2 separate regions of the Homo sapiens genome follow, and region 2 is linked to region 1. A link is a loop called in an ENCODE intact Hi-C map of the cell type or tissue named here. Cell type or tissue: mammary epithelial cell. All regions are shown on one strand.

Region 1 (8,000 bases):
CACTATAGTATTGTCTGTGCTTAGGTTTCCAGATTCTGAGTCTGTTTTTCAAAACTGACATTTGTGTTATGTTGTTTTCTGATTAGAAGCACCCATGTGCATTGTAAGAAATTCAAATAAAATGGTTATGTTAAATTAGAAAGAAAATTCCACCCCCAAATATAATTACTACTAACAGTTTAATGCATATTATTTCCGGACCATTTTTGTACATAAATACATGCAGTAATATGAATTTAAGCTTTCCAAATCTTATAACTAGATTCAGATAAATATTTTGAGATACAATTTATCCTCATCCAAATGCTCACTATGTGCTATTTAAAACGTATAAGCTGAATACATTGCAAAAACTAATATCCTTCACTATCTGAATTCAGTTCTCAAACTTTATCTCTTGGTGTCTCAATTTAGAAATAGATTTGAGATCCAAGGATAACTGGATAAATATTTTTTCTTCTACAAAAGTTAAACTGTAACATACACTATTCAACAGCTTGCCTTTTTTTCCTTACAAATATATTTTATACATCATTCAATGTTAGTTCATAAAGATCTATCTCAGCTGGGCATTGTGGTTGATGCCTGTAATTCCAGCACTTTTTTGGGAGGCCAAGGCAGGAGGATTGGTTGAGTCCAGGAGTTTGAGACTAGCCTGGGTAACATGGCAATACCCCATCTCTACAAAAAATACAAAAATTAGCTGGGTGTGATGATGCACGCCTGTAGTCCCAAGTATTTGGGAGGCTGAGGCAGGAGGATCACTTGAGCCCAGGAGTTGGAGGCTGCAGTGAGTTATGATCAACATCACTGCATTCCAGCCTGGATAACAGAGTGAAGCCCTGTCTCTAAAAACAAAAGTAAAAAAGATCTATCGCGTTTCTTTTTAATGGCTGCATAGTACCATTGTACAGCTATAACATAATTTAACTGGTTTCTTATTGATGATAATTTATTGGTAGCCTAAGTATATGTATTGACATGGAAAGGTGTCCAAATATTTTTAAGTTAAAAAGTAAATTGGACCATATGTATAGTCTATTTTAAAAGGATAAGCTGGTTAATATATACACAGAAAAAAATTCTGGTGAAATATACTTCCAACTGCTATTTATCTATCTATCTACCTATCTATCTATCTATCTATCTCTCTATCTATCTATCATCTATCTATCTATTTAGAGATGAAGTCTCACTCTGTCGCCCAGGCTGGAGTGCAGTGGCACGATCTGGGCTCACTGCAACCTCCACCTCCTGTGTTCAAGAAATTCTGTCTCAGTCTCTTGAGTAGCTGGGACTACAGGCGCACGCCACCACGCCAGGCTAATTTTTGTATTTTTAGTAGAGACAGGGTTTCACCATATTGGTTAGGCTGGTCTCGAACTCCTGACCTCAGGTGATCCACTAACCTAGGCCTCCCAAAGTGCTGGGATTGCAGGTGTGAGCCACCGTGCCCAGCCCCAACTGCTATCATCAGAGGTACAGATTGAGACAGGAGAGGGGGACAATAATCATTTTTTGGGGGGTTATATTTTTCAGTGATGTTTGAATGGTTTTACTATGAAAATATTATTTTAGAAGCAGAAAAAAATAAAAGCACACAAAGGTACTGTCAAGGAACAATATTTCACCAAATAGAGCTTTAAAAATCTGATCGGCTTTTATTAGTGATTTATGAATTGGGCAGCATCTCATCTATGAAACAGAAAGGTGCTTTGGTGAGAGCCAAGCAGAGAGGGTTGGTTATGTAGGCAGAAAAAGGCTGAAAAGAGCAAAAACAAGGAGGAAAAAGTGCATTGATCATTTCAAAGTTACTTTCCTTATAGGGTTAAAGCAGAGGGGATTTTCATATCATGCCAACTCAGGTTGACTGGCCCCTTTGGATTAAATGCTGTGAATCTCTTGTTCTTTGGAAAACCAGCTGGTTTCTAAATTTAGTTTGATTATGTGGCACCTAGCATGAGTGACGCCATTCTGGTTTGGTCTGGTCTGTTGGGGCCTAGGGCAGGAGCTCAGTCCAAAACAAGGACCTCCCACAAATTTTATTTAACAGCATATACATGAATATTCTTTTTAAGATACTTTGAAATAGTGAAAAATTGAGTGCAGTAAATAAGGGATTGGTTAAATACAGTATACTCACATAGTGGAATACAATTGAGCTCTCCCCAAAATACAGTGTAATCCCACACAGAGAAAAATAACCAACATGGTAAAACCCCATCTTTACTAAAAATACAAAAATTAGCTGGGTGTGATGGTGGGCGCCTGTAATCCCAGCTACTCAGGAGGCTGAGTCAGGAGAATCACTTGAACCAGGGAGGTGGAGGTTGCAGTGAGCTGAGATCGTGCCACTGCCCTCCAGCCTGGCGACAGAGCAAGACTCTGTCTCAAAAAAAAAAAAAAAAAAGAAAGAAAAAAAAAGTAACCAATAACAACAATATGCCTTTATATAGATCAAACTGTTAATTATCTCTAGGAATATTTTAACTTTCTTAGTAATGTCTATAATATTGTAATTGTCAATATGCCACGTGAATTACTTTTACAGTTGAGATAAAAGGTTATTATTTAATGCTGGTTGAAACTGGGAATTTTATGATTTTTGTCTAGCTCTTGAGAAGCAACTACCTCACCCTGTTATATCAGGTAAGTCTATTGTTTATTTTTATTTATTTATTTTTTTGAGATGGAGTCTCGCTCTGTAGCCCAGGCTGGAGTGTGGTGGCTTGATCTTGGCTCACCGCAACCTCCGCCTTCTGGGTTCAAGTGATTCTCTTGCCTCAGCCTCCCGAGTAGCTGGGATTACAGGCATGCGCCACTGCACCCGGCTGATTTTTGTATTTTTAGTAGGGATGGGGTTTCGCCATGTTGGCCATGCTGGTCTTAAACTCCTGACCTAAGGTGATCCACTGGCCTCGGCCTCCCAAAGTGCTGGGATTACAGGTGTGAGCCACTGCGCCCGGCCCTATTGTTTAATTTTTATGCATTAGGCTTTCCTATGCATTTCCAGGAACCTATTATGATACAAGTAGACTGTGCAGATATCATTTTTTTCCCTCTAGACCAATGCTCTCCAATAGAAATTTATTGCAAGCTACATATGTAACTTTAAATTTTCTAGTAACTACATTTTAAAAAGAGCAGGTGCAATTAATTTTAATACTATATTTTATTAACCCAATATATCCAAAATATTATCATGTGAACATGTAATGGATATAAAAATTATTAATGAGATATTTTACATTCTAATTTCCACACTAAGTCTTTTAAATCTGGTGTGTGTTCTACTTACAGCATATTTCAATTTGAGTGCTAAATTTTCAACAGTTAAAATGTTGTCCTACCAAAACAATAAGGTATGTATGCATTTAAAGGAAAAATATTTCACTCTGCTTCAGTTTTTAAATGTAAGTTAAAATTAATTTAAAACGTCACTAGTGTGACCAGTCACACTTGCACATTTCAGGTACTCCATAGCCACAAGTGGCTGGTGGCTACAGCATTGGGGAGTGTAGATATAGAACATTCCACTGTACAGCTGTGGTCTAGACATTGAGCTCCAGGCAGATACAATCTCTTACTCATCTTCAGGGCTCTATGACTTAACAGTGCCTGTTACACAGTAGGAACGCCATAAATGAAGAACTCATTCATAGATCTGGGACTGAGATCATCATGAGCAGCACACTGATTAAGGGTGAAAAGACACACCTTCACAACATGGCCATGGATGGCCCTATTTACCTCCTCCTGAGCAGGACAAATAGTTAATATACGTGGAGGGATTTTGGTGTTGCAGACAGCAAATTATTTGTGGAATCTATTTGTTCTTCCCAACTGACTTAATATAAAAAAGAATTTGTATGATGGAATTTTAGACTCAAGATTGTCTTTGGTACAAGGCGGGAACCCGGTGTACCTTGGGACCAGGGGACTGACACAGTGGTTGTCTGCTGGGGGCAGGAGGGGGCAGCAGAGAGCCACCAGGGTGGTTGGCTCCGGGGAACCCAAAAGATGATGGATGAGTGGGAAAATGGACTGTTAGGGTGAACCCAAATCACAAACTCATAGATCAAAAGGAAAGCCAGGCTAGAAAGCCAAGCCAGGATGGAATCAATGTATAAGAAAATATGCTGTGAATCTGTGGTTTCCCTTATCACTTCAGTAGGAGATTTGACCTTTACTTTCTTTCTACTTAAATTATAAACAAAATGAAGAAAATTGGCCAAGTGTGGTGGCTCATGCCTGTAATCCCAACACTTTGGGAGGCTAAGGCAGAAGAATCATTTGAGGCCGGGAGTTTGAAACAAGCCTGAGCAACATAGTGAGACCCCATCTCTATTTTTTTTAAATAATAAAAAAAGAAAATTAAAATTGCTGTTTACCACACAGAATTTTTAGCAATTTGTATAGCCAAATCCCTGAGTTAACTTTTTGGTGTATTTCCTTCCAAAATAATAATCATTTTGAATACATGTTTTGTTTTATAAGCTCCTTAAAATTTTTTTTGTCTAATTCTGGGTTTCAAGGGGAATGCGTCTAGCTTTTGCCCATTCAGTATATAATGTTGGCTGTAGGTTTATCATAGATGACTCTTATTATTTGAGATATGTGCCTTTAATACCTAGCTTATTGAGAGTTTTTAATATGAAGGGGTGCTGAATTTTATCAAAAGCCTTTTCTGCATCTATTGAGATGACCATATAATTTTTGTCTTTAAGTTCTGTTTATGTAATGAATCACATTTTCTGATTTGCATATGTTAAACTAACCTTGCATCCCAGGGATAAAGCCTGCTTGATTGTAGTGGATAAGCTTTTTGGTGTGTTGCTGGATTTGGTTTGCCAGTATTTTGTTGAGGATTTTTGCATTGATGTTCATCTGGCCTGAAGTTTCGTTTTTTGTTGTTTCTCTGCCAAGTTTTGGTTTCAGTATGATGCTGGCCTCATAGAATGAATTAGGGAGGAGTCCCTCCTCCTCAATTTTTTGGAATAATTTCAGTAGGAATGGACCAGCTCTTCTTTGTACATCTGGTAGAATCTGGCTGTGAATCCATCTGGTCCTGGGCTTTTTTTGGTTGGTAGTCTATTTATCACTGATTCAATTTCAGAGCTAGTTATTGGTCTGTTCAGGGATCCAATTTCTTCCTGGTTCGGTCTTGGGAGGGTGTATGTGTCCAGGAATTTATCTATTTCTTCTAGATTTTCTAGTTTGTGTACACAGAGGTGTTCATAATATTCTCTGATTGTTGTTTGTATTTCTGTGGCGTCGGTGGTAATATCCCCTTTGCCTTTTCTAATTTCTTTTATTTGGATCTTTTTTGGTTTTTCAAGTCTCAATATCCTTCAGCTTAGCTTTGATTTTGGTTATTTGTTGTCTTCTGCTAGCTTTGGGGTTGATTTACTCTTGGTTCTCTAGTTCTTTTAGTTGTGATGTTAGGTTGTTAAACTGAGATCTTTCTAACTTTTTGATGTGGGCATTTAGTGCTATACATTTTCCTCTTAACATTGCCTTAGCTGTGTCCCAGAGATTCTGGTGTGTTGTATCTTTGGTCTCATTAGTTTCAAAGAACTTCTAGATTTCTGCTTAATTTCATTATTTACCCAAAAATCATTCAGGAGCAGATTATTCAATTTCCATGCAATTGTGTAATTTTAAGCTATTTTCTTAGTCTTGAATTCTATTTTAATTGCACTGTGGTCTGAGAGAGTGGTTGTTATGATTTCAGTTCCTTTGTATTTGCTGAGGAGTCTTTTACATCTGATTATGTAATTGAATTTAGAGTATGTGCCATGTGGCAATGAGAAGAATGTATATTCTGTTGTTTTTGGGGTAGAGAGTTCCGTAGATGTCTATCAGGTCTGTTTGATCCTGTGCTGAGTTTAGGTTCTGAATATCTCTGTTAATTTTTTGCCTGGGTGATCCAATACTGTCAGTGGAGTGTTAAAATTCCCCGCTATTATTGTGTGGGAGTCTAAGTCTCTTTGAAGGTCTCTAAGAACTTACTTTATGAATCTGGGTGCTCCTATGTTGGGCGCATATATATTTAAGAGAGTTAGGTCTTCTTGTTGAATTTAACCCTTTACCAATATGTAATGCCCATCTTTGTCTTTTTGATCTTTGCTGGTTTAAAGTCTGTTTTGTCTGAAGTTAGGATTGCAACCTCTGCTTTTTTCTGTTTTCTGTTTGCTTGGTAGATTTTTCTCTATGACCTCTCTCATCACTCCTATTCAATATAGTATTGGAAGTCCTGGCCAGAGCAATCAGGCAAGAGAAAGAAATAATGGGCATCCACATAGAAAGAGAGTAAGTCAAAATATCCCTGTTTGCAGGTGACATGATCCTATGTCTAGAAAACCCCATGGTCTCAGCTCAAAAGCTCCTTAAGCTGATAAACAACTTCAGCAAAGTCTTGGGATACAAAATCAATGTACAAAAAATCAGTAGCATTCCTATACACCAACAACAGTCAATCTGAGAGCCAATCAGGAATGCAATCCCATTCACAATTGCCACAGAAAGAATAAAATACCTAGAAATACACCTAACCAGGGAGGTGAAAGATCTCTACAATGAGAACTACAAAATACAGCTCAAAGAAATCAGAGATGACACAAACAAATGGAAAAACATTCCAAGTTCATGGATAGCAAGAATTAACATTGTTAAGATGGCCATACTGCCCAAAGCAATTTATAGATTTAATGCTATTCCTGTCAAACTACTGATGACATTCTTCACAGAATTAGCAAAAAACTGTTTTAAAATTCATATTGAACCAAAAAAGAGCCTGAATAGCTAAGGCAACCCTAAGCAAAGAGAACAAAGCTGGAGGCATCATGCTACCTGACTTTATACTACAGGTCTACAGTAACCAAAACAGCATGGTACTTACAAAGACAGATACATAGACCCATGGAACAGAATAGAGAGCCCAGAAATAAGGCCACATACCTACAGCCATCTAATCTTCGACAAAGCTGACAAAAACAAGCAATGGGGAAAGGACCCTCTATTTAATAAATGGTGCTGGGAGAACTGACTAACCATATGCAGAAGATTGAAACTGGACCCTTTCCTTACACCATATACAAAAATCAACTCAAGACGGGTTAAAGACTTCAGTGTAAAATCCCAGACTGTAAGAACTCTGGAAGACAACCTAGTCAATACCATTCTGGATGTTGAAACGGGCAAAGGTTTCGTGATGAAGATGCCAAAAGCAATTGCAACAAAAACAAAAAATGACATTGACTGGAAGCCTTATTGATTAACAAAGAAAAGAAATAAATTGACAATGGGATCTAATTAAATTAAAGAGCTCCTGCACAGCAAAAGAAACTATCAATAAACAGACAACCTACAGAATAGGAGAAAAATTTTGCAAACTATGCATCTGACAAAGGTCTAATATCCGGCATCTATAAAGAACTTATACAAATTTACAAGAAAAAAAAACCCATTAAAAAGTGGGCAAAGGACATGAACAGACACTTCTCAAAAGAGGACCTACATGTAGGCAACAAGCATATGAAAAAAAGCTCAGCATCACTGACCATTAGAGAAATGCAAATCAAAGCTACAATGAGATACCATCTCACACCAGTCAGAATGGCTATTACTAAAAAGTCAAAAAATAACAGATGCTGGCAAAGTTGTGGAGAAAAAGGAACACTTATACATTGTTGGTGGGAGTGTAAATTAGTTCGACCATTGTAGAAAGCACTGTGGCGATTCTTCAAAGAGCTAAAAACAGAACTACCATTCAACCCAGCAATCCCATTATTGGGTATATACCCAAAGGAATAGAAATCATTTATCATAAAGACATGCATTTGCATGCTCATTGCAGCACTATTCACAATAGCAAAGACACAAAATCAACCTAAATGCCCATCAGTGGCAGACTGGATAAAGAAAATGTGGTGCATATACACCATGGAATACTATGCAGCCAGAAAAAAGAATGAGATCATGTCCTTTGCAGGAACTTG
Region 2 (8,000 bases), 120 kb after region 1:
GACTGTGAAGCCACATTTTGTGTTTCTTTCCTCTTTCTTTAACTCTTACACATATCCAATCCTCCAGCTAGGGACCTAGGGCTCTCAGCCCGTGACCAGTCCTTGTGTTCAGTGGCCCCAGCCATGGGTGCTGGGGTATATAATATGAGGGGCAGGAAGCCAGGCACATTGGACAGCCATGTTTGTAGAATAAAAGGGAGGTGCCTTCACTTGGAGAAAGTTCATGACCACAGTTAGAGCCAGCCAGGGTAAGTGACTTGTTTATAAAGGAGAATGTACACAGAGGGTGCAGGGATGCCCACTCCAGAAAGGAACTCAAGGCACACGTCTCATTTTGCGTGTCAAAGGACATGACCTTCTTGATACCATCCATCTATTATCATCATCGCTTTTCCCACTTCACAAGTCATGCAATAGAGCATCCATTTTCTTTCATATATTTGTTAATTCAATTACATGTATTGAAAGAACAAGAGAATGAAATAATACAGTCTGTCACTATTTATTGATGCCAAAGATAAATAAAACAAGAACCCTGCCTTCAAGGGGCTTACAGTCTAAAAGGAGCGAGAAGATAAAAACAACACTACAAAGCCTGTCAGATCTGTCAAACGGATTGAATGGGCCAAAGAATGGAGACAAGAGAGAATTTCTAACCAGAGAGAGCCATGTGGGTCAAGCCTGGGGATTTGAGCAGGCTCAGCACACACTGTTCTTCCAGGCAAAGGCATAGCTCTGCACAGAGCAAGGAGCCTGGGAATCCAGCAAGATCACAACTCACTTCCTTTAGCTCTGAGGGAGTGCTCTATTTTTGCAATTCTTTATCTGGGTTCTTTTAGACCCTCGAGGGTCTAAATACCCAAAGCATTGAAGAGAGTGGGAAGGGACAGGGAGAACATTCAGAGAGGCCCCAGTGTTCATCCCTCTTCCTGCTTAACTGCCAATCTTACACACTTCTTTCCTTTCAGATATATAGCTGGATTGACAACTTTGTAATGGAGCATTCCGATATTGTCTCAAAAATTCAGATTGGCAACAGCTTTGAAAACCAGTCCATTCTTGTCCTGAAGGTAAAAGCCCACAATGTCAACCTGTAGACTCTACCTTGAGGGCCTCTGGCATAAGATTGATCTCATATGGGGTAGTGGCTGGGCGGGAGTTTTGCGGAGAAGGACAATTTGTCTACTCCTGTCCCCAGGTGACCCATAAACTTTGGGGTTGTGGCATTCAGAGATCCACCCTTGTAGTATGAAGAGGTGACAGTGTGGTGACCTAGCCTGTCCTTGGTCAGGAAGTAGGTGGGAGGATGGCTAAGGAGTTGGGGCTGCAGATTGGCAGTTGTCACCCTGGACTTGGGGTGTGAGTGTGGGTGAGCTGGCGTTCTATTACCTCAGTTGCTTCATCTGTTCAATGGGAAGAGAGGTACACAGAAGGCCCATTTGCTAATGAGGTCATCTGGCTTAGACAGCCCTACAGACATGCCTGAGTCTATAGAGAAGCCTCCCAGCCCTTCACAGGAGCCACTGGAACAGAATTCAAGCAACTCAGGACCCTGCAGTTCCTTGGGTCATGAAGGAAGTAGGAGATGTGAATGCAGAGCCCATCAGAAAGCAATTCTTAGTTTGCGCCCAAAAGGGCACCCGGGAGTGTGGACCCTGCGGGGCGTTTAGCATCAGCTGTCAGGAAGGGCAGGTGCCTGCTGCTGCTCTCAACGATTCTCTGATGGGCTCCTCCGAGCAGCCAAGTGGACCCACCTAACTTGGGATTTGACTTAACCTGTCCCTGCTTCCATTTCTCCAGGGGCCATGGTCTTCTCTCTCTAATGTTGTCTGAAGCCTTGCTATTCAAAGCACGGCCCCTGCATGGCAGCATCAACATCACCTGGGAGCTTATTAGAAATGCCAAACCTCAGACCCCTCCCCAGACCTACTAAGTCAGAATCTGCACTGGAATAAGATCCCCAGGAGACTCATGTGCCCATTAGAGTTTGAGAAACCCTGGTCTTAAGATACTTTCAATCCTGGGAAATTCTGTGCTTCTGGATGGATCACTTTGCTCGCCAATGGCACCACCATATTTTCAAAGGCCCTCACACGTGTGCACTTTTGGGCACATGGACAGGTACCTGCACACACACCCTCTTACCCAGTGCTTAAAGCTGCCCCAGGCACTGAGGATGCCTCAGGGACCTCCTTCCAGGTAGCCCAGAGACAGTAGCTGTCTGAGTTCAAACCTCGGTTTGGGGCCCGATTCTTTTTCTCAGTTCAGCACTGGAGGTTCTCGGCACCCAGCCATCTGGATTGACACTGGAATTCACTCCCGGGAGTGGATCACCCATGCCACCGGCATCTGGACTGCCAATAAGGTCAGCATGGACCTGTAGCCAAGGTGCACCCACGATGGGGGCTGCAACTGGGGGCAGGAACTTACTATTTAAGGGCACCTTCAGTTCAACAGTTACACTCAGGGTGCTGTCTCCATCCCGCCCTTTGGAGCAGCCACCGTGCACTCTTACCTTTTGCAGCACGGAGCCCACATTGATCCCCTGCCTTCTAGTTGTTTAAAATCCAAGCCTTTGGTTCTGCATAAAAGATATACCTCAGGGGTTTCATGCCATCCCTTCCTGCAGCCACTGGCTGTGAAAATGTCCTGTGCCACCTCCCAGGAGACCCAGTAGGGCCTCCCATCCCTCCTCACTCTTTCTTGCAGATTGTCAGTGATTATGGCAAAGACCGTGTCCTGACAGACATACTGAATGCCATGGACATCTTCATAGAGCTCGTCACAAACCCTGATGGGTTTGCTTTTACCCACAGCATGGTGAGGGAACCTGGGAAGGATGGAAGGAGGGGGTCAGCTCTAGGGGGATGGAGAAAAGGTCACTGTGCTTTGGGAACCAGCCCCTTCAGAGCCTCTTTGCAGAAGCCCTCACCAAGGGCAGGAGGGCTGCTCAGGTACTGCACCTGCAGCCTCTTGCCCTCTGACCTCTTTCTTGCTGCCCAGGGAAGGCCTCTATTGGCAGCCTGTGCCCAGGCCTCTCCCTAGACCCTGACTTCAACTGCACAGTATCTGAGCTGCATCTTTGGCCCAGCCCCATGCCAGCCCCATCCTGTCCTGGCAATTCCTTCCCTTTGCTCCTCCCTGCCCCACTAGGGTCCCCTACCCCCATAGGCCAGGATATCAGAGGCTCCCATCCCTGGGAATGGGCCCAGTGAATGAGGTCACCTGTCCTGGGCTTTCCCAGAACCGCTTATGGCGGAAGAACAAGTCCATCAGACCTGGAATCTTCTGCATCGGCGTGGATCTCAACAGGAACTGGAAGTCGGGTTTTGGAGGTATGGCAACCTGCTGTCCTGGGGCAGGGTTGGAGAAGAGGTGTTGGCCCATGGCAGGTTCTCCCACTCAGTCAGATTATGTTGACTCAACTTGGGAGGCATGGGACAATGTAGTCAGCTAATATGCATGAGTCACGGCCAGGGACAGGCAAGCACATACCTCAGACTGGCTGTGGGTACGGGAGAGGTTGTGTGTGTGTGTGTTGAGTGTACACATGTGCCAAACCTTCACGGGAAACAGTTAGGGGAGCCCCAGCTCCTGAAATGAGGACTAACTGCATGAGTCAAATCCTAAATATGACAGAGAAAGACTTAAAGGAGGTACAAAGTAGCCTTGCTTGTTGTTCAAAATCCAGAGTTTATGGTGCTCCTAAAATATCCCTAGCCCTGCCCTGAAGGGAGCACAACATGAAGAAATGCCTCTGAACTCTTTCCCCGAGAGCTAGGACCTGAAATCTGCCCTCTGGGGAGGCCAGGGCAATAGTTTCAAGTGTCCAATAGAATTAACCACTTTTTTTTCTTGTTTTCTTTTTTTTGAGACAAGGTCTCACTCTGTCACCCAGGCTGGAGTGCAGTGGTGTGATCATGGCTCACTGCAGCCTTGACCTCCTGGGCTCAGGTGATCCTCCCACCTCAGCCTCCCAAGTAGCCGGGACCATAGGTGCACACCACCACACCCAGCTAATTTTTGTTTTTGTTTTGAGACTGAGTCTTGCTCCATTGCCCAGGCTGGAGTGCAGTGGCGTGATCTTGGCTCACTGCAATGTCTGCCTCCTGGGTTCAAATGATTCTCCTGTCTCAGCCTCCTGAGTAGCTGGGATTGCAGGTGCCCACCACCACGCTGGGCTAATTTTTGTATTTTTAGTAGAGATGGAATTTCCCCATATTGGTCAGGCTGGTCTCAAACTCCTGACTTCAGGTGATCCACTCACCTCGGCCTCCCAAAATGCTGGAATTACAGGCATGAGCCACTGCGCCCAGCCAATTTTTGTATTTTTAAAAAATTTTGTAGAGACGTGGTTTCACCATGTTCCCTCAGCTGATCTTGAACTTTTGGGCTCAAGTCAATCAGCCGCCTCGGCCACCCAAAGTGCTGGGATTACAGGCATAAGCCACCACACCTGGCCTTGAGCCAATTCTTTATCAACAAGGCTGGCTTGAGCCTGATTTTTATTTTTGACCCATTACTTTATGACCCTGGTGCATACCTGCAGAGCTGGCTGATCCCAGTGAGGGGGAGGGGGCAGCTTTCTCCTGAGTTCCTTGGTGTTCTTCCCTGATTATCTCCCTAACCATGCAAGGGGCACAGGGATTGGGAAATTGAGGCCTCCAGAAAGCTCAGAGACAGGTCCATGGACCCTGGAAATACAGCAATTTGATGGGCAGGACAATTTGATGGGTCCAGTCATGACAGAGATTCCAGAACAGACACAGCCCTCGGCCCCCAGACATGGCATCTGCACTTCACCGGGGGCTCAGGGTTTGGCTCCACAGGGGACGGTGTCATTGCTGTTGATAATCAGACCTATAGGCTGGTGTCCCAACCAATGAGATAGAACATTTTAGATCTGGATGCCCATTGCTTTTAAAATCTGGCTTCTTGGGGTCTGTTCTCACTGAAAAATAAGGATGGCCCCAAAGCACTGAGAGTGAGGTCCCTGGCCCTAGCGTGGGGGTTGTAACTGCTTGTGTAATGGAACAAGACCATGCAAAATTAGGCATTTCCACCTCCAAATGAACAGACGCTTGCCTCAGGGGGGGCATCCATGTGGCCCCTCAGCACTGACTGGAGTGAGTACCCATGGATCCCAAGATAGGCTGGCTAGTAGAAAGATAAATTACCTCTTAAAGAAAATAACTTCTGTGGGTCTCACCACAGGAAAAAAAATATCCATATACACACAGTGTACAAAACAATTATGGAAAAAAGCCCAGAGGGGGCAAAAAGCTCCCATAATCCCACCACTCAAAGATCACTGCTTTTAATAATTTACCATGTCCTTCCAGAGATTTCCCCTTGCTACAAATTACATTTTTAGAGAAGGAAAAATAAATAGCTAATGAATCCATTAGCAGGTACTTGTGAAACAGGCGGACTCAGAGGACCTTGACTGTGAACGTCAGAGATGCAGGCAGCCAATTCCCATTTGGCCAGGGGAAGATTAGTTTATTCTGCTTAGCTCAAACCAGAACTAATGGCCTAAAGTGTTTCTCCATATTTGGGCAAAGCCACCTGGTCGTTGGCAGGGGAACCGCTTTCTGTGCGTGGGCCGCAAAGGCAGACAAAGCCTTCAACCTCCCCCCGCTCTGCGCATCTGTTGCTGTTTGTCATTCATCAAGTGGAGCAGGTGCAGGAGCTCCTGGCAGACATAACAAACAAGGCCACTGTTAGATGGGCTGATTCCAGCCTGGGGGCTGCCTTTCACCCCCTAGCTCTGCCGGCACATCCCCTTCTAACCAGGGTCCCCATCCCAGGTGAGGACCACCAAACCGAGAAGGGGCGCGCTCCCTGGGCCTCCCTGGGGCCAGCAAGAGTGTGTGTCTGGGTTGGTGACTCAGGCTGGATGATTTTGTTTATGGTTTTGTTATTGCCTTAATTGAATGGCTGTGTAATGAGTAACCTGTAGACCATCCCTCCCACCCGTGCCTGGCCTCCTGTGCATTCTTGGGGAGGACCTGTGTGCTGCATTCCTAGAGCATCATCTGAAGTGGTCCATGGGCCAGCCCCCAGCCCCAGGAGTCAAGAGGAATGCTGTGGCCTCCTCAGGAGACTTCAGAAGTTGAGGCGATCCCTGATCTCTGGACGGTGCCAACATTCCAGGGAAGAGGAGAGAGAGGAGAAACTGGGATGACTCCTTCCAAGTGTGTCCTTAGCCTACAAAGTCTTGACCAGCTCAGCACAGCCCAACCCTCCCCTCAGGAATAAGGGAAAAGCAGAGGAGGAGCAGAAGAGGAAGACAGAGATGGGGCGAAGGCAAAGAGTCCAGGGGGAAATGGAAACAAATGAAACTTGGGAAAAGAATAAAAGCCCTGCTCCTCTTTGTTCTCTCCCTCATCTTAAGTCCCCAAGAAGAATTTTCAAAGACTTCTTTGCACCTCTGGCTCCCAGAACAGCCTCAGGCAACTATGGGGAACTATTCTCCCGTATTGGTTTCCCATATCCCCAGACCCCAAGTTCATGGCGCACCTGGGGCCATGGCTGTGGCAAAGCTTCAGCTGACACCGAGTCTGAGCCCTCAACTGATGGCACACCCAGGAACGGTCAGCCTAAAGGCATTTGCTGCTCACTAGGGGAAGCCAGGGTTGGGGCAGAGACTTACAGTTTCCTCTGGATGCAACTTCTGAGCCAGGCCCACCTTCCTAAAGGGACCACAGGACAAGCCGAGGGGGCTCCCTGCAGGGCTTCAGAACTGCAGGGTATGGTGCGGCTGCAGTCCTCTGACATATTAGATTAGAGGATGCAGCAGTAACAAATATCCATCCCAATCTCAGTGGTTTAACACAATGAAAGTTTGTTTTTCATGCACACAAAGTCCAACATGAACAGGTGACTCTCCTTGGCGGCTTTCTTCCGCAGTGAGAGAGGGATCCAGGAGGCTGTTTCTATCTAGAATTTTTTTTTTTTGCTTCCAGCCACACAGACAGAAAAGAGCATGGAGAAGTCACACTTGCTCTTAACAATCTCAACCCAGAAGTGCCGTGTCATTTCTGCTCACCTTTCCATTGGTCAAAGTAGTCACATGACCTCAGTCATACTGCAAAGGAGGCTGGGAAATGTAGGGGAACACACAGGTATTTTGTGAGCACCGTCTGTGTCGCACGTGGGGATTTGACTCTTTGGGTGGCTTTATTTTACTTCCAGGAAATGGTTCTAACAGCAACCCCTGCTCAGAAACTTATCACGGGCCCTCCCCTCAGTCGGAGCCGGAGGTGGCTGCCATAGTGAACTTCATCACAGCCCATGGCAACTTCAAGGCTCTGATCTCCATCCACAGCTACTCTCAGATGCTTATGTACCCTTACGGCCGATTGCTGGAGCCCGTTTCAAATCAGAGGGAGTTGGTGAGACTGGCTGCTTAGGGCCTGGGGAGAAGAGACCGCTTCACAGGAAAATCCATATCTGTCATACTCCCAGAGGGCTCAGGTTGTTACTCTGAATGCAGGGGTCTGGGCTGATTGACCCCATGGTGCGGGGGTGGGGTAGGGGGAGCTTGCTGTTCTCACGTGTGATCAAGTTCAAAGCTGGAAATGCTGTGCTCCCTTCTCACAAGGGCCATCTCCACCTTCAACTTCCAGGACTGCTAAATCCATGCTTCTCACCAGCTGGTGAGGGTGGGGGAGTGTGTGGGAGCCCCGGGGAGCCCCTGCCTTTCACCCCGCCAATGTCATCTTGCAGTACGATCTTGCCAAGGATGCGGTGGAGGCCTTGTATAAGGTCCATGGGATCGAGTACATTTTTGGCAGCATCAGCACCACCCTCTGTGAGTGAGCCTCCCCTGGCCCTGCTTCAGACACCACATCTACCTGGGGCTGGCTGCAGGGCAGTGCCAAGGATCTAGCTGTGCTGGCCCAAAGCTGCCTCCCACACTGGATAGAAGGGTGAACAGTGGTACCCAGGGAGCTGTTTCTTGGCAGCTTTTGTGCACAGCTCCCAGTGCCTGGCTT

What was found. Hi-C counts contacts between places; a loop is a spot of excess contacts. Peaks named below come from ENCODE experiments on the same cell type or tissue, not always from the same donor. Only the 100,000 strongest peaks of a DNase experiment are listed, where the experiment ranks them.
Region 2: a loop joins it to region 1, with 5 times the contacts of the local background. A loop is called at or near these places in 6 of 110 quality-filtered maps.

What each region holds. Positions count from the first base shown.
Region 1 is chr7:130,238,759-130,246,758 of GRCh38, forward strand. No RefSeq gene overlaps it. Among named protein-coding and RNA genes, the nearest start is that of CPA2, 24 kb to the right of the region's middle. In mammary epithelial cell, a CTCF peak has its summit at 3,975 (motif pointing right); DNase peaks (open chromatin) are centred at 3,623 and 4,903; H3K27ac peaks cover 1,857 bases.
Region 2 is chr7:130,360,175-130,368,174 of GRCh38, forward strand. CPA5 (carboxypeptidase A5) reads left to right here. Exons shown (of 13, transcript NM_080385.5): 7 at 969-1,070; 8 at 2,264-2,365; 9 at 2,710-2,820; 10 at 3,245-3,335; 11 at 7,198-7,397; 12 at 7,732-7,816. It overlaps LOC105375504 (a long non-coding RNA gene), which reads right to left and starts at 6,953. Exons shown (of 2, transcript NR_133928.1): 1 at 6,656-6,953; 2 at 5,476-5,695. RefSeq lists an enhancer at 5,312-5,813 and a silencer at 5,884-5,933. In mammary epithelial cell, no CTCF peak of the experiment used is centred here; DNase peaks (open chromatin) are centred at 3,487 and 5,927; H3K27ac peaks cover 1,271 bases.